Regions from separate parts of the Homo sapiens genome. Here region 1 is linked to region 2. A link is an interaction called in ENCODE POLR2A ChIA-PET data of the cell type or tissue named here. Cell type or tissue: GM12878. All regions are shown on one strand. Links, peaks and the distances in the headings refer to the core of each region. The heading gives the core; the rest is flanking DNA.

What was found. ChIA-PET counts read pairs that join two places held together with the same protein. Peaks named below come from ENCODE experiments on the same cell type or tissue, not always from the same donor. Only the 100,000 strongest peaks of a DNase experiment are listed, where the experiment ranks them.
Region 1: POLR2A ChIA-PET joins it to region 2 with 6 read pairs; 4 of 35 experiments call an interaction of 5 or more read pairs at or near these places.

The regions. Positions count from the first base shown.
Region 1 is chr7:17,878,230-17,894,258 of GRCh38, forward strand. It overlaps SNX13 (sorting nexin 13), which reads right to left. Exons shown (of 26, transcript NM_015132.5): 3 at 15,103-15,205; 4 at 13,317-13,406; 5 at 12,134-12,255. Among named protein-coding and RNA genes, the nearest start is that of SNX13, 54 kb to the right of the region's middle. In GM12878, for the core only: no CTCF peak of the experiment used is centred there; no DNase peak of the experiment used is centred there.
Region 2 is chr7:17,944,594-17,960,622 of GRCh38, forward strand. No RefSeq gene overlaps it. Among named protein-coding and RNA genes, the nearest start is that of SNX13, 12 kb to the left of the region's middle. In GM12878, for the core only: no CTCF peak of the experiment used is centred there; a DNase peak (open chromatin) is centred at 7,988.

The DNA.
Region 1 (16,029 bases), core at 3,305-11,304, 67 kb before region 2:
TTCTTAGTAAAACAACCGGGCTATTACATAATGCATCTTATTACCGACACTTGAGCTTTATTATTACTAATAAGCTGTAATTTCTTGAATTTAAAAATAAAAGAACACAATCCCTATATGGCCAAAAAAAGTGATACAATTAACCCTAGCTTGAAAACATTTATAGTAGGCCCCTGAAGCTTATATATCTTGACAGAATGGTTGCAAGAAAAAATTAAGAAGGTTAACTAGGAATGCAAACAACTAATGAAATTTTAACTGAAAGCACAAAAGCAAAACAAAACTATAAAGTGTGTCTCTCTGAACATAAATTTTGCATGCCTTCATCTCTGTCTCTAATGCCACCATCGTATCCCTCGCCACCATTCTACTTACAGGTCTCCCACATCCACTCGTTTCCCTTGCATTCCAATTTCCATAAAGCAGTCAAATTTTTAAAATAGGATATATACAGCTTTAAAACTGCAATAACACCCCATTATTATTAGGACTAAGCACAAACACCTTCTCTAAGATCTTCCATACGGAAAGCCCTTGTGTATTTCCTCATCACCATCTATTTCACCCTCTCCCTTCCTCTTTGTTATGCAGATTCACAGGCTTTCTTTCCATTTGTCAAGTGCAAATATGCCCCTTTTACTCTCAGTGCCTCTGGACAGACTATTCCCTCTACCAAATTTGCTTGGCATTGCCTACTCTCCATAAATTTTCCTTCTCTCCCCCCATTCACTTGACAATTCCCACTTACACATTAAAGTTCATCTAAAATGTCAATTCCACATGCCAACCTTCACTGACCCCCACCCTCTCCACTATTCCTTCAGACTAGGCCCTGTCTCCAGTTATGCATTCTGATAATACCAAACTTTCCACTTTTTATAGCTCTTACAACCTACAGTTGAATTATTTGCTGTTAGAACATTAATCTCAGTAAGGCACAGATTGACTGTGTCTGTTTTTTTGTTTGTTCATTTTGTTTGTTCTTTTTCAATAGAGTCTCGCTATGTTGTCCAGGCTGGAATGCCATGACTCTTCACATGCATATTCACAGTGCAGCCTCAAACTGCTGGGCTCAAGTGATCCTCCTACCTCAGCCTTCTGAGTAGCTGGGAGTACAGGCACATAGCACTGCACTCAGCCAACTGTGTTTGTTTTATTCATAGCTGTATCCCCCAAGGAAAAGTAATGATTCAAACATTATTAGAGGCACTCAATGCATATTGATTTATTGATTCCTTTTTCAGGGTCGGAGCACTGTTTACAATGGGTGTTTGGACAATGGCAACAGGAGGCACAAACAACAATTGCTTCCTTACTCCTTAAAGTGTTAAAGTAGAATATGTACTGAGAAGCTCTTTTTGTCCCATGGCTACTTAATGCCAATCCCTTAAAAAGGCAAGTAAAGGCCCAAATATGTGGTTGAGTTTAGGATTGTAAATTGCCTCACTTGTTCCATCTATTCTAAGCAGTGTACAGCTCATCATCAGTAGCACAAAACACTACCAAAATCAAGTATTTCTGGAAAACGCACTGGACTGACACAGATGCCTTTGATTCTAACAAAAGACTCCCCCAAATGATGGGTCTTTTACTCAAATCAAAGGCATCAGTGCCAGTCTATGAAATTCAGCAAGTCACATCATTTCCCAAAGTTTGTTTTCTCTAACAACACTCATTACATCTTTGAGTCTATGATTATATTAGCTACATAAAACCACACATATACATACACAGGGATGGAGTGTATAAAAAACTGGTAATTGGGCAGTAGGTAAATTTAAACATTCGATCAAAAGAGGGAGCCATGAATATATTTCACTTTAAGTTCAATTATATAAATCTTCCTGTGTAGGAATAAGACTTTTTCTTTGGTTAAGGCTCTGCTGAGTGGTATTAACATGACCTGGGTCTTGAAAAAACTATGAACTGTTCCTACACTGCAAAACCTATGGTTTCCAGTTTCTTTAAAATGGCATGGCAATAAAGACATTTGTGAACAAATCTGCATGCAGAGTCCTTGAAGACTTTCAAATTTCATAGCTGCCTTTCGCTCACTTAATTCAATTACACTCTTCAACCAGCTGCGAGTAATTCCAAAGCAAGTGACTTGGTTTTCATAGAAACTACCTTGTCATATTCATATTTCTTCAATCTAAGTTGACTGTTAATTAAACGACCTGATTATCATAAAAAGTGTAACTGGGATATTTAGGCTCAAAAACAAATACAACTTTTATTTCAACGTGTTTGATTATCTGTCTCCTCTAAATCACCAATATTCAGGTCACACTACAGACTAATTGTATCAGATTTTCTGGAGGTGGGGTCCAGGTATCACACAACTGACTTTTGATAAGCATACAACTCCAAGGGTGGAAACAGAAGTGGATAGATGTAATAGAGCCTAGTCTTAATGCTAAGGTTATCAGTCAGTACAGCATACAAAGGGAATGGAGAGCACTGGCTAACCAAACATCAGTTAAGAGAACTTTCACTGCAATAGCACAGAATAGGAACCATTTCAAAATCAGCTTAAAATTTTGTTGACGAGAACCACACACACAAAGACTATAGATTAAGGAATATGTCATAATTTAAAGAGGCTTCATTAAAGAGGCTACACTTAAATCTTGATGAAAGAGCAGTATTTATATGGGAGAAGAAAGGACACAGGAATGAGCAGAAGAGGGGGATGAGCATGATAAATATATATGCAAGGGTCATCTTGTAGACTTGCCTGACTAGAGGAGAGGGTGATCGCTTGGCAGTAAAGGCGATCTTCACATTCATGGCAGAATATTTTCCTGGAAAAGGTGCCTTATGTCAAAATGATAAAAGTAAAAGCTGCTTTTTCCACAGAAAACAATCCTATAATAAATGTTATGCTCCTGATGCCACATTAGTTTTTCAGAGAAATGACTACGAAGACCTTTTTTAAAAACAGTAAGAATGGTAGAGTATACTATATACTGCATAATGTGTAGGTATACATAGACACTATATGTACAACACACACACACACACACACACACAGAGGTCCATAGAATCTTAGTATTTTAGAACTGAAAGGAATCTCAAGGGAAAAGGTATATACATATACACATACACAAACACACACACACACACGCACGTTAAGAGTTGGCCTTTTTAAAGGTATGTTAATAAGATCAATATAATAACCAATCACATAAAATTATAATAATATGTATTAATCTTCAACAAAAGGTCTTTATCTTCTATGTAAAAAAAATAGAAATTTTTGAAAAATCATTAAAATAGAATTCCTAGTTTTCTTGGGTAGATTTTTGACAAGTAACTTTGAGTAGATTTTGAGAAAAGTTTTACTCCATTAGAAGGCCTTTTGATCAACTGACTCAGACTTTTTTTTGTTGAGAGAAAGCAACTGAGTGGCTTATCTGTGAAAGAAAAAAATTCCTTCTCCTGAGTCTCTGAATCAGATACTAAGTCCCCCTCTTAATTCACTATTAGAAAGGATATACTACTCTTCACTCTAAATACATAATCCTTTACTTGTTTCCATCCTTCAGAGTCCTTGAAGAACTACTTTGTTAACGGTGTCAAAAACTCAGGCTGAAATTGAATTTGGGTAAAATTGTAAAGGCACAGAATTGTAAGCTTCATTTTGAATCCACTAAATCAATCCCCCCTACGTCAATTCAGTCATAAATACTACATGTTACCATAACCATCTCTCCAGAGTCTCCTTTTATCATCCACTTTAAGGATTTAGTTGTCAGTATTGATTAAAATAATGAAACTAATTTGACCTTCTTCACAAACATTCCTGAACTTAAAGTTAATGTATGAGTACCCCCTACCATAGTCCTCAAAAATATACGGGGAATTCTTTCATAGGAGCTAAATTAGCAACCACACAAGGAAATACAACTCATTACTTCAGGTTTACAAATCTGCCTCTGCCCCCTCTTCACTTAGCTGTATCCTCTCCAACTGTGAGCTGGAGTAGGCAAACAATTGTGTACATCTCTTCCTATTTCCATGTTCAGTGACTTCATGCTGATAGCTTAAAACTGAACGTGGTGGGAGAACTTACACTTCAGAAAACTTAAAAAAAATCAAACTCATAACACTACAGATTTATTGTTTTCAGCATTCTATAAAGAACAGCAATAGTCTGGTTGTACAAAAACTTTTTATTTCATTGATACAAGGGTTTTAATCATCGAGAAGAGATTAGTAAATGTATTTTATGTTTAGAATCAAGCATTCTTTCTGATCATTTAGAAATATATTAAAAGGTTTAAATAAATTTTGTTATCCTACTATAAGACCCCTACTAATAAAACAATAGATATGAAGAGTACTTTAATCCCAAAGTAAATTAACTCTAATTAGCAATCCTATATACTTAAAAAAAAATAACTCCCCAAATGGTATTCAAAATGTGGAGTGTGATGGAGTATGTTAGTGTGTGTTTTGGGAGGAAACATGATTGAAAAGAAATCAAGATTAGTAACAACCTGACCAGAGAATCTTACTATTTTAGAACTGAAAGGGTTCTCAAATCACTACCACAATTCCCTGTAATTTCAGAGCCAGAATTTAAATTACATATTCTAGGAGACACAGTGAGACCAAGGTTTTGTTAAACAAAACAGGGTTCCAGGAAGCGGAGGTTGCAGTGAGCCGAGATTGCGCCATTGTACTCCAGCCTGGGCGACAGGGCGAGACTCTGTCTCAAAAACAAAAACAAAAACAAAAACAAACAGGGTTCTTAACTTTCAGTTCAGTGTTCTTTCTACTCTACCATAACAAGAAAACAAAACATCCTGATTCATAGAAGTAATAAGCAAATTGGTGGAAACGAACTTAGGCATGCAGTTTTATATGACTGTATTAAAGGAAATGGTATTTAGTGAGCTATAACACTGCTTAAGAAGTGCAGTCCTATATCCTATATTTCAATGCTTCAAAGAGATTCCAATATCCAGATGTTCTGAAGGACTTAGATCTCAGAAAATAGTAAAAAATTTACACAGAAGTACACACATAAAGTATAGTCATCATTTCAGGAGTACAAAAAACAAGACGTGAACACCTTAGTTAAGATAAAATACAGGAAAAAACATAACATGGGGCTAAGTGCACATCTTCTTAAGTATGTTAAAGTATAGAAAATTAAACTCATGATGTTAACTACTTTAGTAAACAGGAGTATTAATAAAACTACTAAAACTAAGATATAAGTCCTTCAGAACATCTGGACATTTCTTCTATAGTGAAATGTCTATTCAAATTATTTCCCCATTTTTTAATTAGGTTACTTGTCATTTTATTATTGAGTGTGCTGTTGCTTTTTTTAATACATACTTTTAATTCTGGGATACATGTGCTGAATGTGCACGTTTGTTACACAGGTATACACGTGCCATGGTGGCTTGCTGCACCCATCAACCTGTCACCTACATTAGGTACTTATCCTAATGCTATCCCTCCCCTTGCCCCTCACCCCCCAAGAGGCCCCGGTGTGTGATGTTCCCCTCCCTGTGTCCATGTGTTCTCATCGTTCTCATCTCATCACGCCACTCATGGGTGAGAACATACGGTGTTTGGTTTTCTGTTCTTGTGTTAGTTTGCTGAGAATGATGGTTTCCAGCTTCATCCATGTCCCTGCAAAGGACATGTACTCTGCTTGTTTTTATAAATATAGTTTTATTGGACAGTTATGCTCATTTATTTGCATTTTGTCCGTAGCTGCTTTTGTGCTACAATGGCAGAATTTACTAGCTGTGACAGAAATGATGTGGCCTACAAATCCTAAAATCGTTGCTGTTTGGCTCTTTAGAAAAAAGTTTGCTGATTCCTGCAACAGACAGTTTTATAGCCATTAAAATATATAAGAAGAATTATAAATATATAGAAAATAGAATCACAACTATACAAAGTAGCATATGCTGTATGATTTTTAGCTATATAAAAATTGTGACTATGTATGCACAGCTAAGACATTAAAAGGAAATACACTAAAACATTAACAGTGATCTTTGGATTGTGGGTCTATGGCTGAAAATAGCTAATTCAGAAAATCTAAAGAAGAAAATTACATTTTACAAAATAGGTGTATATTACTTTACAGCCAGAAACAGAAACATTTGGTTGTCAGTAATAAAGATACCTAAGATGACTTTTTAAAAAGTTAATTTATTTGCCATTTTTCTTTTCTATTCTTTGTGTTCTTATGAACGAAAACATAAGAATTGTTTTTTCAACTATAGATAACAATTTTGTATAGGCAGCCACTATCTGGAAACAAATTCTTACTACCATGGTTTGTACACGATGGAACAGTAAATACCCAATAAATTATTGTTAATAGAGTTCCCACTTGTGACTTCCATGTTTTTTCCACACATTTTAATATGCTCCCATTGGGTCTATGAACATTTCATTTTTCATAGACACTGGGAAAAAAGTATGATTGAAAACAAACCATCTATCTGTAGAACAAATCACATATCTATAGAAAATATACAAATGACCAATAAGCACATGAAAAGATGCTCGATATCACTAGCTATCAGGGAAATGCAGATTCAAACGATAATGTAATACTACTTCACACTCACTAAGATGGTAACAAAAAGACAGACAATAATAACTTAAGTGTTGGTCAAAGAGGAGCCTTCATACACTGCTGGTGGAAACGTAACAAAATACAGCCACTATGAAAAAGTTTGCAGTTCCTCAAAAGACTGATCATACAATCCAGAAATTATATTCCTAGGTATATATCCAAGAGAAATGGAAACATTTGTCCCTCAAAAACTTGTACATGAATACTCATAGTAGCATTATTCATATGATTCAAAGACTAGAAACAACCTAAATGCCCATTTACTGATGAAAAACAAATGTGGTATGTGTTCAACGGAATATTATTCAGCAATAAAAAAGAATAAGCACTAATTTATGCCACAACATGAATGAACCTTGAAAACATAATGTTAAGTAAAAGAAACAGGAAAAAAGACCACATATATTATTTCATTCATATAAAATGCTCAGAATAGGCAAATCCATAGAGACAAAAAAAAAAAAAAAAGATTAGTGGTTACCTAGAGCTAGAAGCTTGGGGAAACGCAGAAGTGACTGACAATGGATATAAGGTTTCTTTGTGAAGTCATTAAAATGTTCTTAAATTTATTGTGATGAAAGCTGTACAATGCTTAACTAAAGCTACTGACTTTAAGTGGGTGAACTGTATAGTTTGTGAATTGTATCAGTTAATAATGAACTATTACCCCAGGTCTATTCTACAGATTATAAAAACGTTAGGCTGGGTGTGGTGGCTCACACCTGTAATCCCAGCACTTTGGGAGGCTGAGGCCAGTGGATTGCCTGAGCTCAGGAGCTCCAGACCAGCCTAGGCAATGTGGTGAAACCCCGTCTCTACTAGAATACAAAAAATTAGCCGGGAGTGGCAGCGTGCACCTGTAATCCCAGCTACTCAGGAATCTGAGACAGGAGAATCGCTTGAACCTGTGAGGCGGAAACTGCAGTGAGCCGAGATCGTGCCACTGCACTCCAGCCTAGGTGACAGAACAAGAGTCTGCCTCAAAACAAAAACAAAAAACATTAACTATTTCCCCTTCTTTTAAATATTTAGATAAAATTTCTAATTTTAAATTAGTTTCTAATTGTTTTTGCTGTACTGTAATAAATATAATAACTGTCTTTCCAAGTAATGTCAGTTTTTACCCAAATTTCATATAGCAAAGAATATAAAATGGTAAAACAAAAAAAAGGATAAAACTTTGTTGCAAATGTCCACTATTTGAGTTTTGTTTGCCTTTTAACAAGTGTAGGGATATACCATTTATTTTCATTATTTCTATGGCAAAAGGTAGTAAGAAAATTGGTAAAACTTCAAGAACACATTCCCTATCATTCCCTGTGATACTATATCATTAGTATCACAGCCAGCGAATCCTGAAACCTATGTATCTATCCCTCCTCCCTCTACAGGAAGATCCTTCAGTTAGGAACACAGTGGCATTAGCATATACCTACTTTCGCTGGGGGGCACAGTGACTCACGCCTGTAATCCCAGCACTTTGGGAGGCTGAGGGGGGCGGATCACAAGGTCAGGAGTTCGAGGCCAGCCTGACCAACATGGTGAAACCCCGTCTCTACTAAAAATACAAAAATTAGTCGGGTGTAGTGGCGTGCGCTTATAATATCAGCTACTAAGGAGGCTGGGGCAGAAGAATTGCTTGAACCTGGGATGCAGAGGTTGCAGTGAGCCGAGATCGTGCCACTGCTCTCCACCGATCATGCCACTGCACTCCAGCCTGGGTGACAGAGTGAGACTCCGTCTCAAAAAAAAAAAGAATATATTATGTACTTTCTGCTAATCTTGGGTTAAGGGGAACAATGATGGAGGGATTTACCACCCACACTTCACTTTCAAGATCAACAACAAGGTTGCTTGTTATAGTTTCTACTACACTATCCTTATCTTCTTTTTTAGAAATTTGCTCATACTATTCTTATTTCCTAACATGTCCTTCCTCTCTATCTATCCAAATAACCCATTCTTGAAAACCAGTTTTGGTCTCAACTCCGTTCAGGTCTTCATCAGCTACTGTGGTTCACTCTATCGCTACATGACAAACCGCTCTCAATACCACAGAAATGATTGTTTTATTTCTCTATGTTTCATGTGCCTTAATTTTGCCCTCTCCACCTCCCTTGCTCTACAAAAAAAAAAAAAAAAGAGCTAAGACAGGGTCAAAGAATCTGTGTACACAACCTAGGAACATAATAGCAACAATAATAACAGAGAAGTTAACTTTACTGAACACTTACTATGTGCCAGCTTATAGAGGCACAGAGTCAAGTGATTTGCTAAAAATGTCATTTACTGGTTGGCAAATACTTTACTAAATGTTTCACCCACATCATCTCATTTTCCCCTTACAACTCTAAGTTTGCTACAAGAATTACTATTACTATTTTACAGAGACATTAAAAATTTTCTTTTCGATACACTAAAACTTAACAGTAGAGATAGAATTATAGATTTTCTGACACAGGCCAAGGCTGTCTGCATCACACTATAATATCTTATTTAGAGGGTGAATAAAAATACATGGGTTATCCAGGATTCATTCCCTAAGGCTCCCGTCTAATCCACACCCAAATTCCACAGAGAAGGAGAACTCAAGGGTGCTGGAGGAAAGTTTCCTTCCCCAAGCTGGTACTGGAATAACAAGTACTAATACTAAATAAGATGTTATGACTACAAAGCACTCTCCCACACATGATGTCATTTAATCCTAACAACCACCTCATAAGGAGATATAAGTTATCATCTCCAGACAAAAAATGTATGTGTTTTGTCCACTCAAGGCCAAGAGCTTAAGAAGTAATAGAGCTAAGCTCAAATCAACAGCTTCGGACTCAAAACATACATTATTTTCTTCCCATCTTTCAAAATTAAGCACTTCATTTTACAGTGACATTCTCTAATTGTTTCTCAAAGTTGATGAATAAATACAAACACTAGAAATCATGGGTTCTAAACATTTTCTGAGTTCATGACCCTTTAAAGAAATCAAACCTATGAAACCACTGGATAGGAAAAAAAAAAAAACCACAGTTTTTTTCCAGGTTTGTGGGCCCCTGTTAAGAGCCCTATAAAGGACTGTAAGTTAAAGAATAGAGGTGATAGTTTTTGCTGCTATCATATGTTTCACAGTATACAGCAGACAGCACAGAATAAGGCTTTCTGAAGTATATGAATGATTGTAAACAGACTAATCTTCCTGATATTGGCACCGGAAGTCATGGAGCCTCTAGTAAGTCATATATTTGTGTAGTAATAGAAAAAGGGAATGTAGGAAAGTCATTAACAGAGAAGGAACAAACCAACAATTAATGAGTTTTACTGCACGCTAAGAACTTTATTTGATACCATTTTTTAGCCTCAAAGCAGCCTCTAAAGTAGTTATTATCTGTATTGTTTTAATTTTCCAGAAATTTAAGGTAAATGGTCAAGCAAAGATATAAATTTAGATCAGTGTAGGATGGAAAAAACCTTGCTTTTTCACTAAGCTTGATAGCACTGAATGTTTTCAAAAGAAAAAAAAACTTAATACCTACAGTGAAAAGAAAGGTGACTAGGGGATCAAAAACAGGGAAAGTATTGCAATAACAGGAAAGAAGAGCAGGAAACTAAGATAAATAACCTAGATTATAAAATATTTAATTGGGTAGGAGAAAAAATACCAAACTTAAGAACAATTTGATTCTAACTCACTAGATAACATTAGACTAACCACTTTACCTTTCTGGACCTTAGCTTCCTCATCAGTAAAATTATGGGTGTTGGATGGCATAAAAACTTAAATTTCTAAATTCCTTCACAATTTTCAAAACACTGTCACAGGTATTTCATTTCACTCCACTGAGCAGGGACTTTGTTTTATTCACTGCTGTATCCCCAGCATCTGGTTGGTACAAAGTATGCCCAAAATATTAGTTGAATAAGATGAATTTTGATCCTGACAATTATCCTGAGAGGAACACAGAACAGGGCAGTTATTATTACACTTATTTTACATATGAGAAAAACCAAGGTTCAGAGTTTAAAGACACTTGCTCACAGTCCCATAGCTAGAGGTGGAGCTAGAATGCAAACTCAAGTTTTCAGATTACTAGTTCAAATCTCTTCCCAGGTCTAAAATGTGTTACACATTTTTATATATTTTTCAATAGTCAGGCACAAGAATAATGAATTCTTCCTATTCTCACCCTTTCAAAGAAAAAAAAAGTCATCAGGATAGTGTTGCTATAGAAAGCAATAAAAAATATTTAGAAGAGTTATCTGAAAGAATACCTAACACTCAATAATGGTGCATATGAAATAAAAGAGATTAAATTCAAATTCTGACTTTCTTTGATTATACCAATTATATGTTCTGTGTTCCACAGTGAGTCTGCATCTGTAATTCTGGCTGGCTACTTTGTAAATTCTTGCTCCTAATCACGAGGGATGAGGAGTACAAATCTATCTCTGTAACAATTATTGTTCAAATCATAAAACTTGTGCCAGGCTCCCCAATGAGGTTGGGAAACACATCCAATGCCCTTCCTCTAGCCAACTCCAAATCTAAAGCTTTATAATCAATGGAGATAGAGGAAAGGGCCTGAGAGGGCAGCATGGCTGGAAATACCTAGCAGGGCAATCTTTGCGTGTGATGGTAGCAACATATTTTAATGGAATAAAAAAAAAAAATCTACAAACTCATCCAAACATAAAATCTTTCTTTCAAAAATAAATAATTTCTAGAACACAAGTATTCCCTTTCACATAACGTTGCCCATTAAAAGGCTTTCAAAAAGTTAGACATCAAGGATGGAGGGGAAAAAAAGCCTTCAAAAATAAAAATGAAAGTAAACATAATTTAAACAGGTGTGAAATAGCCTCCCATCAAAAAAAATCAAGCAGTTTAAGTACAAGAATAGAAGTCAAAACACTTTCATCATATGGGAAGCAGTATATAGCTGGTTTGTAAAGTAAGAATTTTAGTATATCTGACAAAAAAAGTTTGTTAAAACAAACTCACCAAAATATACTTCTTTTCTGAAAAATATAAACTTGAATATTTTCCACTGACTTATGTTCCTTTGGTCCCTTCTCGTCCAAGAGGACTTCCAATAGATATGTGTCATAATTAGGAGAAGGGTTACAGCAAAACTATGTGGAGAAGAGCAGTTACACTGAAACTAATCTATTTTCATAGCACTCACATAAAACAGAGGGTCTAGGGAAGGGGGAGGGGGGAAGTAGCAATAAGTGGGGTAACAGATTTGAAAAGTCACCTGATTTGGACCCTAAAGAAAAAACTACCAAACAGACTTAGAAAGCAGGGCTTAATCAAAATAACATTCTGTAAAAACCTAAAATCTGGGGTAATTTAAAGGTTTTAAGAGCTCTAGTTGTAAAATCTTGGAGTTATCCCACAGTAATAATCTGCTGTTCTACTTACCTTTTAATAAACAATTCCTCCCCTTAAAAGTTGTTTTCCTTACTGGTACAAACCATACATCTAAATTTTTCTGCATAAATACAATGTCGTGTCCTTACCTAGTAGCAAACTGAATGAGTGCGTTTTGAAGAGTCTGCCTAATTTCAAGAAGAAAAGATTCATCATCGCTTAGTGTATAATACCAATACTGGACATAATCCCTCAAGGAAAACTGGATAACCTATAACAAAAATATTGGAAAAAAAATTACAACATTTTAGGATTTAAAAAGTTACAGTGGTAAACTAAAAAAGTATGCTGTATCTACCAATTTATATTTACTCTCTACGTATTAATTTATGGTGGTAAATACCTGCCCTCATTACAAAAACATCAACATACTAAAAACCATTTCAAACATTTTTAAATTATTCTGGTATCCCAACTTACCTACTGCCTAGATTTAAAAAAAAAAATAAAATAAAACACTATCTATGGCCAAGTCCCACATAAATCCAGGTAAAGACAGGGTTTGCAGAAAAAAAAGAAACTTTCCATGCTATAATCTAATAAATAATATCAATCAGTTTAATGGAATGAGATGTAAAATAATAGAGACTATAATTCCACAAAAAAAGTTTTTTTAAAGATTATATCATCAGATCCATTGCAGTCTAATTATAAAAATGATACAGGAGTTCACTTATTTCTACTAATACCTTTGATACTGCCAACAGTATTCAGACAATAAATAGTACATAATACAACTCAATGTATAATTTTTACAAATCAGATAAACTAAATATTAGTAATAATAATAAATGTTAAAATTCTAAAGTACACATTTTTATAATCATATAATCAAACATCAATGAAAAATATTTCAGGGGGCATAGTTTTTTTACCTATCTCTAATTTTTTAATGTTTTTGCATCGGATATTTCTTTTCCATTTTTTAAAAGGTAACAAGTAGGAAAAAAAGTCTGATTTACCACACCACTAAGCTTGTTCATCAACGAAAGAGTAACACTTTAACTGTAAAATTTTAAGAAACACTATCAAATGTCAATAACAACTTTTTTTCTAAATCCAAATTCAATCGAAAGGCTTTTACATAAAGTAAACCACCTCATTAGAAGTGAGTTAATAAATAAGGAAGCATCTTCAAGTATAAAATTCAAGGATAACATTAAGAAATTCCAGGATATTATTTAAAGAGCAAAAAGTATTTCCTGGTATCTTCAAAAGAAATATACCTAGAACACAATATATAGAATTCAAATACCACACGCTGAAACTCACTTGCTGGAGAGGTTCATCAATTATATTGGCACCCGTCAATCTTCTATCAATCTTAATAGTCCTGGCTTCCCGTTTCATTTCTTCTAAGCACTTAAAGGAAATCAAAATATCTTACTGAGTAGTTTTCTGATGTAAAATCTCTCCAGTTTAATTCCAGTTGAATACTCAATGTAACATCCCTTCATTATCCTCAAGTAAATAAATAACCTTATTTGAGGTGCTACTCTATAAGCCAAACACTATTTCTCAAGTTAACAAAATTAGACACTCCCAAAAAAATGATTATCCTCAAAAATTTAATCAGCAAAAATTATTTAGAATGTGGGAAAACTGCAAATGTACAGGTATGCTGCTGCCATATTTCAATGAAACTCTACAACTATAAAATTAGTGTTTCATGTGAGTCAAACTGTCTTTACTGGACACTCTCCCTCTTGCCCCTCCCCTTTCCCAGCCCAAAACAGTATACCAGCTGCAAAATAATTAATTTTTAAACGGATTTTATGTAGGGATAGTTTTGGCAACTTAAGAAAATGTACTTCTCTACTTTTTTGTGTTCAGAAAGATCAGTGGCCTGAAAATTGGGGAAAAGGTAGTGGGAGATTCTTAAAAAAACAAACCATAAATATATATAAACATAGATACAGATATAGACATAGATATCTATATTAAAAATACATGCTTCAAAGTTATAATATGAAACCACGGATATTTTTTCATAAGACATACTTAGAAATCATATTTTAGAAATAGCAAATAAAACCCATTGTTTTATACTATCTATTAAAAATGGATTATAAAGACTTAACCATTCTTGAATATAATTTATTACTGTTAAGGATCTTAATTCTTAAAATATTTCCTATTCTCTGTATATGCCACTCAAATGAAGTACACTATAAATAGCTAAGAAATGGTTCAAAAAAGGAAAGGTTAATTTCCTAAGACTTATAAGTAAAAAAAAAAAAATACATATTAATATGAGTCCTAAAGGAGAGAAAGGTTTCAGATTATAAAAAAGTTTAAGTATTAAAAAATTTGTTTATCAATATAAAAGTCAGTGGAATAGAGTGAAATTCTTTTATTAATGTAAAATAATATTGGACATTATTTACTTCTACATCTCCTGCACCTTAGCATGTAACAGATAAATTAATAACTGTAAAGAAAGTTGTTATTAGCATCAACTCCAGGCCATCTGCCTCTCTTCATACAAAATGAAACCAACCCAACTGCACAAGAATTGAAGGCACTACAATCTGAAACTTACACAATTCCAATTTTATTTATAGAGTATGATACTGAAAAAATAATAGCACCATTCAAGATGATAAAAATTAGGCCTGAATTATTAAAATTATAGATACTGCATAATCTAATTACAAGCTGTATTTTTCAAAGTAATGAAAAGTATCCATTTTTTCCTCTGATTCCTCTGCAATTTATTTCATTCAAACCAGAATACTCATTGACATTGTTAAAAATCATATGCATGATGCTTTGAAATACTATGATAAGACAGCAGGAAAAATACCCAAAATAAACTAACCAATTTCTATCGTTTTCTCAAGTTTGTATTCCCACTTTTTAAATCTAACACTAAGAAAGTTTTTAAGATGGCCTTTTAAAATATATTTTCTAAGTATAATTAGACAATCTCACATAAATTCCCAGTGAGCATTAGTAAACTATACGAAAATTTGTCACGCTATATATACAGATGATTACTCTATTATCATTGCAAAGAACTGGACTTTGAGGTTTTATATTCCCTCAAACGATTTACCTTAGGAACCCCAGGTGATGTTGGAGGAAGAAATGAGTGTTCACACTGTTCTAGGTACTTCTCTGAGTTTGTTTTTCCAAACAGGAGAGTAACCACTAAACCCCTAGAAAGAAAAATTTAATCACAAATATAAAAACAAAATTTCCTTATAATTTAATGAATCTACTACCAAGTATATTTTCCAGAGTTCACAGATGGCTTATCATTTACTAAAAAGTCAATTTGTGACTTTGGCAAAGCAAGAAATTGACAGATTGTATTAGGTTCTGAAGTTTAAAACAACTATGAACATTTTGTGAATTATACAATAATACTTTTTAAAGTTTTAATCCAATATATTTCCTAAAGAATCTTGTGACAAGGCCAGGTGTGGTGGCTCATGCCTGTAATCCCAGCACTTTGGGAGGCCAAGACAGGAGGATCACAAGGTCAGGAGTTCGAGACCAGCTTGACCAACATGGTGAAACCCCGTCTCTACTAAAAATACAAAAATTAGCCAGGGTGGTGGCTTGCACCTGTAGTCCCAGCTACTTGGGAGGCTGAGGCAGGAGAATCGCTGGAACCTGGGAGGCAGAGATTGCAGTGAACTGAGATCACGCCACTGCACTTGAGCCTGGGTGACAGATCAAGACTGTCTCGAAAAAAAAAAAAAAACTTAAGTGACATTTTTCAAACTTAAAAAAAAATCAGGCTGAGCACAGTGGCTCACACCTGTAATCCCAGCACCTTGGGAGGCCGAGGCAGGTGGCTCATCTGAGGTCAGGAGATCGAGACCACCCTGACCAACATGGTGAAACCCCGTCTCTACTAAAAACACAAAAATTAGCTGGGTGTGGTGACATGCACCTGTAATCCCAGCTACTCAGGAGGCTGAGGTAGGAAAATTGCTTGAACCGGGGAGGCAGAGGATGCAGTGAGCCGAGATCG
Region 2 (16,029 bases), core at 3,688-11,687:
GTACACAAATGCTTTCAATATTAGCTCCACAATGCAAAGATCTAAATAGAAAGAACCACATTATAAATTTGTAAAAGTCTATAAAATAATTAAGAGGTATTACTACATCAATGACACCTCAGTCAATCATTTTGAAAACAAAAATTTAGAGCACTTTTCAAACATTTAATTCTTAATTATGGATACTGTTTTTCAGTATCTATTATGGGCCAGGCACTGGTGGTAGACATTTTGCATGTATTATATTTAACATTTGAAAAAGACCATTACAGTAGATCACTACCCTTAGAGGCCACTAGAGGTTTAGTAATTTGCACCACATTACCTATCAAGGATTCATACTATCAACATGATTTATCACTGGTGATGTTGACCTTTATCACCTGAATGAGATAGTGTTTGTCAAGTTTCTCCACTGTAAAGTTACCATTTTCCCCCGTTCTATGCTATCCTCCTTGGATGGAAATCACTATGTGCAGCCCACACTTAAAGAGTGGGGATTTCTGCTTCTCCTTTTGCTGGTGGAATATGTAGATAAATTATGTGGCATTTTTTTTTTGCATGGGAGATTTGTCTTTTCTCCCTTTTTATTTAATCATTTATGTATATGAGTATGGACATATAAATATTTGTTTTATACTTTGAGTTATAATCTAATACTACTTTGTTGTTCAAATTGTCCCAGCTTTGGCCACTGGAGCTCTCTTAGTTGTCCTATTTCCTTTTAATATACTCCCATCAATGTGGTATGGTTTTTTGTTTGGTTAGTTTTGTTTTTAAGCACATGGTTACTTTCTAGTACTATAAGATGCTCTGGGGTCATCATGCCCCAGGCCTAGAATTAGCCATATCTTTCAGAAATCTTGGTTTCTTTTATTGGAGAATGGTGTCAGAAACCAAAATCTGGGCTCAAGAAGTGCTGTTTGCTGCTTCAGTGTCAATTCTTTTAAGACCTCGTAGCTGACACAGCAAGGAATTAAATACTTGTATATTAACCCATGTATATATGCCTATGTATAAATATTTCTGCATGTAATCATCTGTATTTATATTAAGCTAAATGTGAATTCATACTGGTATCTCCAACTCTAATCCATTATCAGATGGATCATTCTAGTCTCTTCCCCTAGCTTATCTGTATGTAATTTCCACTTCAACAGTGAGAAACTGACACCTAACATCTACCATCCATTTACTTAATTGTTCAGTTTGAAAATACATATATGGCAATTTCAGAATTGTTAACCCATACTCCCATTGGAAACAAATTTATCAACTAGAGTACATTGCCTACATGCAGTCCCTTCAGTCTTATAGACAAATCATTCCTAAAGTCACTTAGTTCAGCACCTTTTCTCCCAACCCTTTCATTGAGGTTGTTTCATATGTTTGCAATACATTTAAATTCTCTTGTCAAAGTCAGCATTCTTTCCTGAGATCTGCCTACCTCCTAAATGATTTGATTTTTAATTTGCATACATTTTCACTCTTTGTGCTGCAAAGTTCTGCAAGTTCTGACAAATGCATTATGTCAGGTCTCCACTTTATAGTATCATACAGAATAGTTTCATAGCCCTAAAACATAAAGGAAAAGAGAAGTACATAACAAAATTGCCTTTACATATTTATCTGTAGACCCAAACAACTGATCATTGTATTGAATAAACTTCACTTGAATCATAGAGATATTTATATTGATATATAATATGTAATCGATTTCTCTATAATACCTAATTACCTAATACTTGTTAAAGTCTTACCATATGCTAGTAGCTGTTCTAAGTGCTTCACAATAATCCTATAAGATAGAAACTGTTATTTCCATTTTACAAATGAGTAAACTGAGGCTCAGAGAGTTAAAATTTTTTGCTGAAGTTTACATAGCTAGTAGAAGAGCCAATATTTAAAGAAAAAATTATATATATACATTTATACATAACTGTGTATATGTATAAACTTATCTATATGTACGTATATATGTCATGTGAAGTTGTATGATACAGAATTGTGTGTGTACTGTGTCAAGTATATTAATTAAGCTAACTTTAAGAACTAAAAATTTTCAACCATCTTTGTCCTTCATTTTTTAATGTGAATCATAAATGTTGTGGTGGGTCCTTGAACTCCTGTTTTTGCCTTTAGCCAAAGAAGGAAATGAGAAAAGGAATCAGTACTCATAGATGAAGCTTAATACGTGCCTATATTTAAGGCTTACCTCAGCTGGTTTCATTTTTACAGAAGAAGGGTGAAATCAAAGGCTGTCATTATATTGCTTCCTGTTTTACTATTTTAACAACTGAGGTAAAATAATGAGATTATTCTAAGAATTGCTGTTGTTTTTAAATGATAATATGATAATTTGCACAGTTAATTTGGCATGTCTTCACCCTTGCATATATGGTGATCTTTTTGTTTTGAATGAAAATTTTAAATTGAAAACTATTTATAATAAATGTATATACAATTAAATGGAAGAGATGTTACACACATGCCCCATAATATTGGCTGTGGAATAAAAAGAATACAAGCGTGGAAAGATTTGCACTGTGGCCTTGCCTTTGCTGTTTAATGAGATTAAACCTTGGAAATGAAAGATCACCATTTGTTGAGCTTCAGTTTCCTTTTCTGTAAAGTAATGAAATTAAAACATATAATTAGAGTAACACTAATATACTGTCTACATTAATACGGTGGGTTATTATTGTAATCATTGGACAATGCCTTGTGGCTCAAGATCAAATGCTTCATAAGGTTTCTTTTCGTGTTAAAACTGTTATACTTAATGAAAGTAAGTTGCAGTTCATTTTCTTATCACTTTCCTTCAACAAACATATGCATCATCACCTTTTTACAAAAACCTTGCTACCAAGCAGTGGCACAAACTGCTGTGAACTATTTTGTGTATGATAATGAACTCCTTGAATTACCACCTTTCTATTTAAAATGAGACACCTCCTACCTTATAATGGCCATATGTGCAAATATCCATGAACAGAAAAATCAGCAAAAATGTCAAGAAAAGTCCTGGTGTATAAAGACAAATCAAATTATCAAATAAAAGACATGTAAAATCAGGCTATTTGTTCTTGAAATCTATGGGATGTTCACCTAATCTCGATGGATAAGATTTGTATTCTGTCTTGTTCACTAAATCAGCAAAATGCTGAGGGCTTCACATTTTATTTTTAAAAATAGATGTCCTTTTCGAGTTTTCCTGTTGCTGGGGAAGTGTTCTTGCTGTTGCTAACAGAGAGCTAAATGTTCTGCTTTGAATGGGATGTGTTTGTTTTTATTGGTAGGAGTGGCAGAAGGATGAATGAAGGAATTCATGTTTTTTAACTGTGTTTCTTTAAGTGACATGTCTGCCTTCTGGGTAGAGGTACCCCATTGGCTATTTACCAGATAATCTGTCTATACAATCATAGAATATGCTCATTTGTTTACATATTATTTTATTCATTAAATCTTAAATGGGCTAACTATTCAAATTTAGAGAGCATAAGGTTATGGAATTCATATCAGGAACATCAATTATCGCTCAACATCTAGTGGTTAGAAGGTACACAGAAGATACTTAAACCCTTTACATGTTTGCCTAATGTAATTTAGCCTCAAAAAAGGGAAGAAAAATAGATGAGATCTGGCTTTTTCTTTAAATCTTCTGATCATATAATTAAAATACAAGCCATTGTTTCTTAATCTTTATATATTACTCTTTGCTCTATTTACCACAGGAAACTGATGAGAGAAATATCACAGACAAAATATTACAAATTATTACTTTGGTATATACTGTGCTTAAAACTGCATGGAAAAACAGTAGTTATTCTGGCTATCCCAAGCTTAAAATAGGAATTACAGAATTACTTTTTAATGTAATTTTATTGCCCTAAAGTTAAGTTCTATATTATTATGATTTTAATTCTGTTGTAGTACTCTGTAAAAGATTGTTGATTTCTTAAACAAGAGCTTTTACTTTGTTTGAAGTTATGTCTGTTCTTCTGAGTAATTCATTGAACTTTATGGATATGCCAGAAAATTTGGTAATGCTGAAATTCTACACTGTGAAAATATAATTGAGTTTCTAAATTTCATGTTTGTCTTTAGGGGAAGGTTGTTAATCTGTGAGTCATTGGTTTATGGGGAGGAGGCAATATTTCATAATATCTCTCTAAATCAATCTGTAGCATGACGATGCTATGTGTTCACCTAATTATTTCATTTTCCTCATTGATGTTGAAAGAGCTTACATGCTCTACCTATTTGGGCAGGGTGGTCTAACTAGCTTACATCAAAGGAGTGTAGCAATCCTCCCATCTCTCCATCTTCCAAGGTGACCTTGGATGCTACAGATTGAGATAATAGAAACTCAAACTGGAAGGAACCGCACAGGAGAACCCATCTACTAGATCAGGAAAAAAATACCTTTGGACTTTGCATGAGTGACAAATTCTTTTATTATTATGGGTGGCTGTTACAGCAGCTGGCAATATATGCCCTGAATTAAATGCCCTCTAACTCTACTTACTGAGAATAGAAAGTTTCTAACCTAAGGAATGTTTGCCCTCTTTTTCCCCCCACCCTTCAGAATGAGGGGACTGTTTTAATTAAGTGATATTACTTAAGTAGATCTCCAATTGATTTACAATTCTCTAAGGACTATGGCCTTAATAAATCATGTCCTAGGTGTTATAGATTAGAACACACACACACACGCAGATTAAGATTTCTGGGTGAAAAGGGTGACCTCAAAACCCTGCTGTGGCCGGGTGTGGTGGCTCCCAAAGTGGTAATCCCAGCACTTTGGGAGGCCGAGGTGGGTGGATCACTTGAGGTCAGGAGTTCAAGACCAGCCTGACCAACATGGTGAAACCCTATCTCTACTAAAAAAAAAATACAAAATTAGCTGGGCGTGGTGGCACACACCTGTAATCCCAGCTACTCGTGAGGCTGAGGCAGGAGAATTGCTTGAACCCAAGAGGCGGAGGTTACAGTGAGCTGAGGTCGCACCATTTCATTCCAACCTGGACAACAAGAGCAAAACTCCATCTAAAAACAAAAAAAACAAAAAAAACCCTACTGCAACCAGGTTACACAGAAAAGAAAACCAAGGAAGCAATGAATAGCAATAAGGATGAATAAGACAGTTATGGACCGGAAACAGTGAACAGTTACTCTGAAAATCCTGAGAACCTCTCCAGAGAGTTCCGATAGCTAATATAATCCAAGGATGTGGTCAAATTGGAAACTAAGGGAGTACACGTAGGTGTTTTGCTTAGGAATCTGCATCAAAGAATAACTCAAGTCACCTGGATTGGGGTGGATTTTGCCCTGGGGATGTTTGACAGGTGCTTCTCACCTCTGACAGTCACCCACACTGACAGTTCACTTGGGTGAACAAGGGAACTAATGCTTATTGAATGCCTCCTCTGTGCCAGGCACATTATGTGCGTTACCTTTAAACTTCATGGGGTAAGTATTGCTGGCCCCATTTACACAAGGAAATAAAATTCAGATGGATAATTTGCCCAGGAGTTATTTGCCAATAACAGGCAAATCAATTTGAGTCTAGACTTTTTTTACTTGGAACTTACTCTTTTTTCTGTAAGCTCTCACAAGTTGAATCTCAGTTCTAGGAGTTAGTACACCTTTTGAATTCCTATAAAAACCTATCTCCTTTTCCAGAGCATGTTTTGCTTTTTTTTTTTTTTTTTTTTTTTTTTTTTGAGACGGAGCTCATTCTGTCGCCCACGCTGGAGTGCAGTGGCCTGATCTCGGCTCACTGCAAGCTCCGCCTCCGGGGTTCACGCCATTCTCCTGCCTCAGCCTCCCGAGTAGCTGGGACAACAGGCGCCTGCCACCACACCCGGCTAATTTTTTTTTTTTTTTTTTTTTTTTTTTTTTTTGTATTTTTAGTAGAGACGGGGTTTCACCGTGTTAGCCAGGATGGTCTCGATCTCCTGACCTTGTATCTGCCCACCTCGGCCTACCAAAGTGCTGGGATTACAGGCGTGAGCCACTGCGCCCGGCCCCATTTTTTGCTTTTTACAGTCTATTTCTCATAAAGAACTCTTTAAATAAACTATCATTTATCTAGTGATGATGAGTTTTTCCAGTTTACCTACTTTCTCCCCTCTCATGTAAGAGACAAGAGTGAGTCCAGTAGTTTTATCTGATTTCTCTTGTTAATTTGTGAAAATCTAACCGTAGTTCTATTCTGATCTTAACAAACTTTACCTCTCCTCTTTGTAAATTGCTAATCTGACACATTTATTTTTCTCATTGATTGACATGACATTATACATTTGGAAAATCCAAAATGGCAAATAATCTAAAACTTGTCAAATTATAAAGTAAAGCAATTCAAATTTTAGTGTTTGACACTGGATATTCACCTAAATATAGTTACTGAGTATGTTGTTTTAGATAAATCACAGGGATGCCGTGGCTGAATCTTGATTTTACATGTCAGCTCTCTAAGTTATTAATAATAACTTCAAATTATTGTTTCTTAATTTAAATCTTCTTCATAAGAATCATGCAAAACATCTTTCATGATTTGCTGTTACTTGTTTGAACTGGCTCACAAAACAATTGTTAAATTTTTGGAATTTTGCTAAATGATTTCTAATAACAGCCATTATTAAAAAATAAAGTATATAAACTTACAATTAAATAGATGATATATAGGGGCACATGTCATCAGGACCTCTTGAGGCTGTGTCACAGAAAAAAATATAAATAAATAAATAAAATAGGTGATATATAAAACGAAGGTAGTGAATATTCAAAAATCTTTACTTATTATTTTACCCTTTTTTACTGTTATGTATGTGTTTGAGGTTATGTATGTCTTGTATGGTGAAAATAATATAGATTGGGGTATTAGTGCACATCTCTGTGTTCAGTGATGTCCTGTCAGTAGCTTAAAACCAGCTGTAGTGGGAGAATTTACACAACAGAAATAGCCAAGTGAAAAATTAAGGCTTGAATTATTGCTTTCCTGATTTTGTAGAGTTAAGATCAAGAGAAAACGTTAATAATGAATAATAGGCCAGACATCGTGGCTCACACCTGTAATCCCAGCACTTTGGGAGGCTGAGGCAGGAGGATTGCTTGAGGCCAGGAGTATGAGACCAGCCTGGGCAACATAGTGAGATCCTGTTTTTACAAAAATAAAATAAAAAATAGCCTGGCATGGTGGCACATGCCTGAAATCCCACCTACTGGAGAGGCTGAGGCAGGAGGATCACCTGAGCCCAGGAGTTCAAGGTTGCAGTGAGCCATGGTCATGCCACTGCACCCCAGCCCAGGCGACAAAGTGAAACCCTGTCTCAAAACAAGAAAACACACACATAAAGGTGTCATGACTAGCTGTACATGATGTATAGCACAAAGAACTATCCTTCAAGTATTAGGCACAGCCTTTTTCTATTGTAGTTTGTTTTATCGCGATTTGCTGATACTGCGGTTTTTACAAGTTGAATGTTTGTGGCAACCCTGCATCAAGCAAGTCTGTCAGCACCATTTTTCCAACAACATGTGCTCACTGGTAATTCTCACAATATTTCAAACTTTTTCATTATTATTATATCTGTTATGACGGTCTGTGATCAGTGATTTTTGATGTCAATATTGTAATTTTGGAGGGGTAATGTGTACCACATCCATATAAGACTGCAAATTTAATCAATAATGTGTTCTGACCGTTCCACTGACTGGTCTTTCTCAGTCTCTCTTCCTCTCTTCGGAACACTTTATCCCCTGATACACAAGAATATTGAAATTAGACCAACTAATAACACTATAATGGCCCCTAAATATTCAAGTGAAAGGAAGAGTCACACATCTCTCACTTTCAATCAAAAGCTAGAAATGATTAAGCTTAGTGAGGAATGCATGTCAAAAGCTGAGATAGGCTGAAAGCTAGGCCACTTGCACCAACAGTTGGCCCAGCTGTGGATACAAAGAAAAGGTCTTGAAGGAAATTGAAAGTGCTACTGCAGTGAACACCTAAAAGATATGAAAGTGGAACTGCCGTGTTACTAATATGGAGAAAGTTTGAGTGGTCTGGATAGATCGACCCAGCCAGAACATTCTCTTAAGCCAAAGCCTAATGCATAGTAAGGCCCTAACTCTCTTCAGTTCTATCAAGGCTGAGAGAAGTAAAGAAACTGCAGAAGAAAGGCTTGAAGCTAGCAGAGGTTGGTTCAGGAGGTTTAAAGAAAGAAGCTATCTCTATAACATGAAAGTACAAGGTGAAGCAACAAGGGCTGATGTAGAAGCTGCAGCAAGTTATCCAGAAGATCTAGCCAAGATCAAAGATGAAAGTGGCTATATTAAACAATATATTTTCAAAGTAGATAAAACGGCTTTCTATTGGAAGAAGATGTCATCTAGGATATTTACAGCTAGAGAAGAGAAGACAATGCCTGGCTTCAGAGCTTCAAAGGACAGGCTGACTCTCTTATTAGAGGCTAATGCAACTGGTGAGTTTACGTTGAAGCCAATGCTCATTTGTCATTCTGAAAATCCCAAAGCCCTTAAGAATTATGCTAAATCAACTCTGCCTGTGCTCTAGAAATGGAACAACAAATCCTGGGTAACAGCACATCTGTTTACAAAATGGCTTACTGAATATTTTAAGCCCACAGTGGAGACCTACTGCTCAGAAAAAGGGATTCATTTGAAAATATTACTGCTTACTAACAATGGACCTGATCACCCAAGAGTTCTGATGGAGATGTACGGGAAAGTAATGTTGTTTTCATGCCTGTTAACCCAACATCTGTTCTGCAGCCCATGAATCAAGGAGTAGTTTCAACTTTCAAGTCTTAGTATTTAAGAAATGCACTTCATAAGGCTGTAGCTGCCATAGATTAGTGATTTCTCTGATGGATCTGAGCAAAGTAAATTGAAAATTTTTGGAAGGGTTTCACTCTGCTAGGTGTCATTAAGAATATTTGTGATTCATAGGAGGAGGCCAAAATATCAATATTTATGTAGGAGTTTGGAAGAACTTGATTCCAACCCTCATAAATGACTTACAGAGGTTCAAGACTCCAGTGGAGGAAGTTATTTTAAATGTGGAAGACATAGCAAGAGAACTAGAATTAGAAATAGAGTCTGGAGATGTGACTGAATTGCTGTAATCTCATCAACAAACTTGAGTAGATGAGGAATGGCTTCTTATGGATGAGCGAAGAAATGGTTTCTTGAGATGGAATGTACTCCTAGTGAAGATGCTGTGAACATTGTTGAGATCACAACAAAGGATTTAGAATATTACATAATATTATTATTAATATAATAATATATTATTAGTTGATAAAGCACCAGCCGAGTTGGAGAGGATTCCAATTTTGAAAGATGTTCTACTGTGGGCCAAATAGTATCAAACAACATTGCATGCTGCACAGAAATCTTTCATGAAAAGAAGAGTCAATCAGTGCAGCAAACTTCATTGTTATCTTATTTTCAGAAATTGCTACAGCTACCCCAACCTTCAGCAACCTGCTAGCCTGATCAGTCAGCAGCCATCAACCTTGAGGCAAGGCCCTCCACCAGCAAAAAGATTACCACTGGCTGAAAGCTCAGATAATTGTTAGCAATTTTTAGCAGCAAAATACTTTTAAATTAAATTATGTATATTTTGTTAGATATAATGTATATTTTGTTAGATAAAATGTATATTTTGTTAGATATAATGCTATTGCACACGTAATAGATTACAGTTTTACATAAACATAACTTCTATATGTACTAGGAAGCCAAAAAATTTGTGTGACTTGCTTTATTGAGATATTTGCTCCATTGCTGTGGTCTGGAATTGAACCCACAATATCTCTAAGGTATGTCTGTATTCAAAAACTTGATTATCCAATTTAGTAAAGAATTTGCTCACATGAAGTTGTTCATTGACAAATGAGTGAAGTTCTGACATTTTACTTGCTAATGAAAAAGAAAATATCAGCCAACACTCATGTTTATGGAACACTTTTTATTAATTGCAACCATAATTTAGGGAGGATACAGGAATTCAGCAAAAGTCAGCAAAAGCATTAGAAGAGATTTAATTGGCTATATGAAAATCATAAACCTCATGAGTATATCATTTTTAATAATTGTGTGCCATTTATTCTTTATGTTAGTAAAGTATATTTCAAAAATATATACGTGTATGTATTTTCTTTCCTAGAGAGCAAATTTATCAGCGCAGCACTGACACTGTTTTACCCCCTTCACATTGCCTTAGTTTATCCATTAATTGCCAGCTCGTTTCCTTCTTTGACATTCTCACATTTGTTTGGCTGAAACTTGAAATAGTTGTCAGACAGAAGTTGAGAAAGGTAATTTCTCACCATTATCTCTGTGGTCTTAGATACTTGATACTGGAAGTTGTGGATATTGGTGATAGTGTTTAAGGTATTACATTCTCTTTCTTCTAGTTACAAAATTTGCCTCTCTTGCCTTCCTGCCACAGAGGAAACTATGAGACTCAGACTTGATTAATTTGAGCAACAGTGATTAGTGGATTATCAAGTGTCCTAATCAGAGAGAGAATTTGTCTCTGGGTTTGATACATAGATGCTCAGGGGAACTTCTTCCTAGGGTGGCTAAGCCAGATCTTCTGGCAAGTTAAGTTCTCCACCATGTGAGGAAGGTATCTCTACAGCAGGAGAAAATGAGATTACTGTGCCAAGAGAGATAATTCCCACAGTAGTGAACAGCAGATAGAGTACATCCTGGTAATGCTGACTCTCCAGACCCAGTTCCTGTGGGCATTATTTCCTACAGCCATTGAGTTATTGTACGGTTTTCCCAGCTATATGGGCAATATATTGATATTTGCCTTAAGATAATATGAGTTGGCTTTCTCTTATTTGCAACATTGGTGTCCTGACTCATACAAATCCCAGTATATTTAGTGAGCAGGCTTCACTGAGTTTGCAAACTTTCTGAAATTCTATGCAAGATTTGTGTGTTTCTGTTTAGGTGCATTTTTACCCCCTGGGAATAGGGTTCATGGCTTTCCTCAGATTTGAAAAAAGAACCATACACCCACAAAAGCTGACTAAAGTTAATGTGAATCAAAATAAGCTAAATACATAGCTTTCTATGTCAGAATTTGTTCAGCATGTATCGCACAAATCAAGTGGTGGTTACATTCACCTGAGCATGAATTTGAGTCTTTCTTTGATGTTTTTGACCTAGATTTCAAAGCTTCCTAAGAGTTGTAAGTCCCAAAGGCACTTAATTTCCATTTGATTTCTTCCTTGTTACTTTCTTCACATAGTAACCTTTTTGTATATGTGTGATATTGTTAGCATATTTCTCAGGAGAGACTAAAATGGGAGGCACTTGTTATTCACTTGATTTATGAAATTCCAAGAAGGATGAACAGTGAATAAGAAGTAACTGTATTTTATCAAAACTTCAAAAAATGACTTTTATCTGTCTTTAGAAATAACTTTCAAGGAAATGACATCAGGCAGTAAACTCAAATTTGGTGACTATTTCTCAGATGTTTTAAGATTACTTTTACAAAGACTTCTAGGTTAAGAGGACAATGAAATTAAGTTATAGAGTGGGAAGAACCTTTAGTGGGGGCAAATTAAAACTAGACTTATTGTGAATGAGAAAACAGTAAAATATAAGAAACCTATCTTTTTCTCTTGAGATGTTAGCTATCAAGTGGAAAATAATTGCATTTGGTAAAAGGCAAAATAAAGTGTTCCCAATACTATACATTTAATACCTTTACTTCAGAAACAGCTAAAGCAATTTCAGAGGATGATTTTTGTCTAAAAAGGTAATTTATTGCTTGGATAAGCATGACACAGAAGGCTGTACAGGTTATGCTTGCCTAACTGAAGCAATATTTTGTCAGCCTCTGTAAGAGTTTTGATTGATTGTATCTATGGCCCTAAAAAGAAATTATTTAAATCTTCTTTAAAATGTAATGCACACAATAAAGTAATATAGTGAGTTATTTGAAAATAAATCTTAATTAAAAATTAAAATGCAGTATATTTTACTTTATAAAAAATAAAAACACTTTCTCACTAGAGCCAATAGACAACATTATAAATATCCCATCAAAGTTGAAGTAAATAAACAATGTTTAAGGCTTACGGAAGAATACAAATAGACTAAAATATCAGATTAATAGATAAGTCTAGTAATGAGAGTTTAAGAGCTAAAGCTATGAAATTAACTGGACTTTTTTTTTCTTTTCTTTTCTTTTTTATTTTTTTGAGAAGGAGTTTCGCTCTTGTTGCTCAGGCTGGAGTGCAATGGCATGATCTCAGCTCACCGCAACCTCCGCCTCCTGGATTCAAGCAATCCTCCTGCCTCAGCCTTCCAAGTAGCTGGGACCACAGGCATGCGCCACCACACAAAGCTAATTTTGTATTTTTAGTAGAGACGGGGTTTCACCATGTTGGTCAGGCTGGTCTCGAACTCCTTACCTCAGGTGATCCACCCGCCTTGGCCTCTCCAAGTGTTGGGATTACAGGCGTGAGCCACTGTGCCTGGCCAACTGGACCATTTTAAGAAGAATTTTACTACATTTAAATTTGTGCACTTAGTTGAAATTTAGCGTTACTTCTCTAAATCATACAAACCATTAAGTTACTAGTTGAGAATGATTAATTAATACACAGAAAGAAATTCTATCCTTAGTTCTAAGGCTGCAGTAGTTTATACCTATTTAATGGGTAGTTTAGCTAGTCTAACCCTTAAGGCTAGCTCACATTCTTGGAATCTATATATTCACAAATACCTCTCATGCTATTGGCAATAATATTAAGTCAAACATATGCAAAGATAAGTTGATATATAAGCATGACACAGAAAGCTATTAAGTCCTTGTTCACTGAACTGAAACAATATTTTGCCATCCTTTACATGAGTGTGTGCATGTGTGTGTATGTGTGTGTGGGTGTGTCTAAAAGAAAGGTTTGGGTACAAGATTAATGAATTGGCCCCTAAATGTTTCTGATGACAGAACTCAGATTTTCATGATAATTCATTACAACAGAACTGCAAATTAACATGGCTTTAGGTGTTGTGTTCAGCACCAAGAAGAAAAAGTTAGATGCAAAGAAATCTGGTTTGAGACAAGAAATATGTGACTTATAATTCTTTATTATCTACTTATTGAAATTCTTTATTACTTCCATAAGATACCTTACCCTGATGTCGAAAGTAGTAACTGATCTCAAACTAAACCGTGCTGTAAAACAGTTTGGCACCTATTTAAGTTGTTATTTTATTTGACATGCAGATGGAGTTTTAAAACACAAAATAAATAACCAACAGATCCATGTGGCAACTCCTCACACAAAAGACTTTATGCATACTAAGGTGTATATAAAACACCACACTCTCACCTGTGGATAATACTAATACTGAGTTAGAAGATTTTCACCCTTATACTGCCAGAAAGGAAATTGCAAACAGATGATATACACAGTTCATTGATATGCTTAATACACTTACTCCATGAAGTGTAGAAAAACTGCCAAAAAAGAAATTATGAACAGCATTCCAAACGCTTAGGAAGTTAATGTTATATTTTAGAAAAGTAATGACCGAAAACCATTTTCTACTTCATACATGATACTTACATATCTGCACAAGCTTTCCCCTCACATATAAAAAGCTGAAAATAAATGGAAAACACCAATAAAGCTGGCCACTAATATTGCCACTTCCAGAAGAAGGACAATAATGTGACATCTTTCATAGCTGACAGGATTTCTGCCAGAGGCTTGGTAGATTGTCCTCTACTGAGTTACTTCTTCTACCTATTTCTCAATTACAAGCTTATGTTCCTGCAAAATACTAACCTAGCCAAATAAACAACCATTGTTTCTGAAAACAGCATCTGCCCTGTGTCCTTTATTCTATTCTATCTTAATAAATCAGGGTCAGTACATGACAAAAACAATCTGAAATCTTCTCTACTAGTCTCTTCGGAAATACAGCATCCAAATTTAATCCTAAGCATCCACTTTTGTGCTTTCTCCCCTCATACCTTATAATGACCCCTCTACCTTTTCTGATTCACAGGTAACTCTTAAACTAAAGGTACAACAGACCCAACAGGCAGAAAAAGAGCCTGCAAGGCAAGAGAATGAGACCCAAATGCTGCACCAGTTCAAGCTGAAGTACAAAGGAGGCCAAAAGTTTACCCTGCTGTGTTCGATTTTTAAAATTCTATAGCCCATTTTAGGTTAAAGATCCTATCTCCTCTTTTTTCAAAATGTCTAACCCCATCCCAAACATGAGAACCATTTTTTCTACCCTCTTCCAAATGTGAAACCTGCTGAGCAATTAAAAAGAACAGAAGTCAATAGGCACTGAGGAAAAACATGGGTCTCAGAGTTGGTTTGTGGTAGGGACAAAACATTTAAAGTATTAGTATAAGCCCTTTAACAAAAGTAAGAGAATTCTTTTACTTTCAGAATTTTTATTTGCATAACTTCATTTAATAGACAACTGATTGAACTTTGATTATAAAATAATTATGAAAACCCCAAAATGAATGTGACTGCTTGCCATAATTGATGCAGCTACAGTTTGAAAATAACACATGAGGCAAGGAGAGGACGCAGCAGAAAATTTAGAATAATAATATTTTAGGCAGTAACTGTTGATGAATGCCAATTTTGAATTATTTTAAAAACCAGAGATTAATAAATAGTTTTATAGGACACAGTTTTATAAAACTTAAAAGTAAATTTTTTTGTGAACTCTCTAGAGAATAACTTTTGGCAAATATACTAGTGATGAAACACTTTCTATTCTGTAATAATTATATTGCATGCAATCATTACTTTGTAGGTCTTTCCTCTACTACATTGAGCTTAATAAAGTGCTTATCTTTGTATCTGCAGGTCCTATACAAAATGTAACTCAAATGTTTGCACACTTACTTAATTTACTTATTTATACCTTATATTGTTATGGAATACATTCTTGAGAGTTTACATTAGAATCAGTTCTGAAGCTTTTTATAAAACAAATGCTCAGGCCCCACTCTGCACATAGGGCTAGATATGTTTTAAAAGCTGTACAAATTGATATACATGCTATGAAATGATGGATATATAGAGACATGATGGAAACATTCCTGCCAAAGTCAGGAACAAGGTAAGGATAGCTATCAGCTCCACTACTACTAAACTTAGACCAAAGCTACTAGCTGGTGAAATCATACAAGGGAAAATAAGCAGCACTGTAAGAATTTGAAAAGAAAGGACCCAGTGCAGTAGTGTGTACCTGGCAACTGAAGTCCTAGCTACTTGGGAGGCTGAGGTGGGAGGAGGGCTTGAGTCCTGGAGTTTGAGGCCAGCCTGGAAAATGCAGGGAGATCCCATTTCTTAAAAAAAATAAAAAATTAATAAATAAATAAAGTAGAAAACAAAGAGTAAAACTGTATGTAAAGACATATGATATGTTGGTGTACTGAGAACACAGAAGATAATGCTAAGACTAACACAAGTAAGAAAAAACATTTAATAAGGTAGCAGATATTAAAAATATATAATTAAAGAAACAAATGTTTAAAATAAGGACAGAAAGAAATATTTAGAAATAAATCAACAAAAACTGTGCAAAACCTATGTAAGAAAAACCTTAAAATATTCAAATGCAGAAAGTAGGCCTGAAATAATGGAAAGACATCCCTTCTCTTTGGGAAAGAAAACTCAATATTATAAAGACGTAAATTCCCTTCAAGTTAATATATAAATTAAATGTGATCCCAGTAAAGATACTCTGAAGTTGTTGTTATTTGATGAAGATAGATTAATGCTAAGATTCATGTGGAAAAATAAACATGCAAGAATATGAAGGGAAACTCCAAATAAAGAAAAGCTAGGCTAGGCGCAGTGGCTCACGACTATAATCCTAGCAGTTTGGGAGGCCAAGGTGGGCAGATTGCCTGAGCTCAGGAGTTTGAGACCAGCCTGGGCAACACGGTGAAACCCCATCTCTACTAAAATACAAAAAATTAGCCCG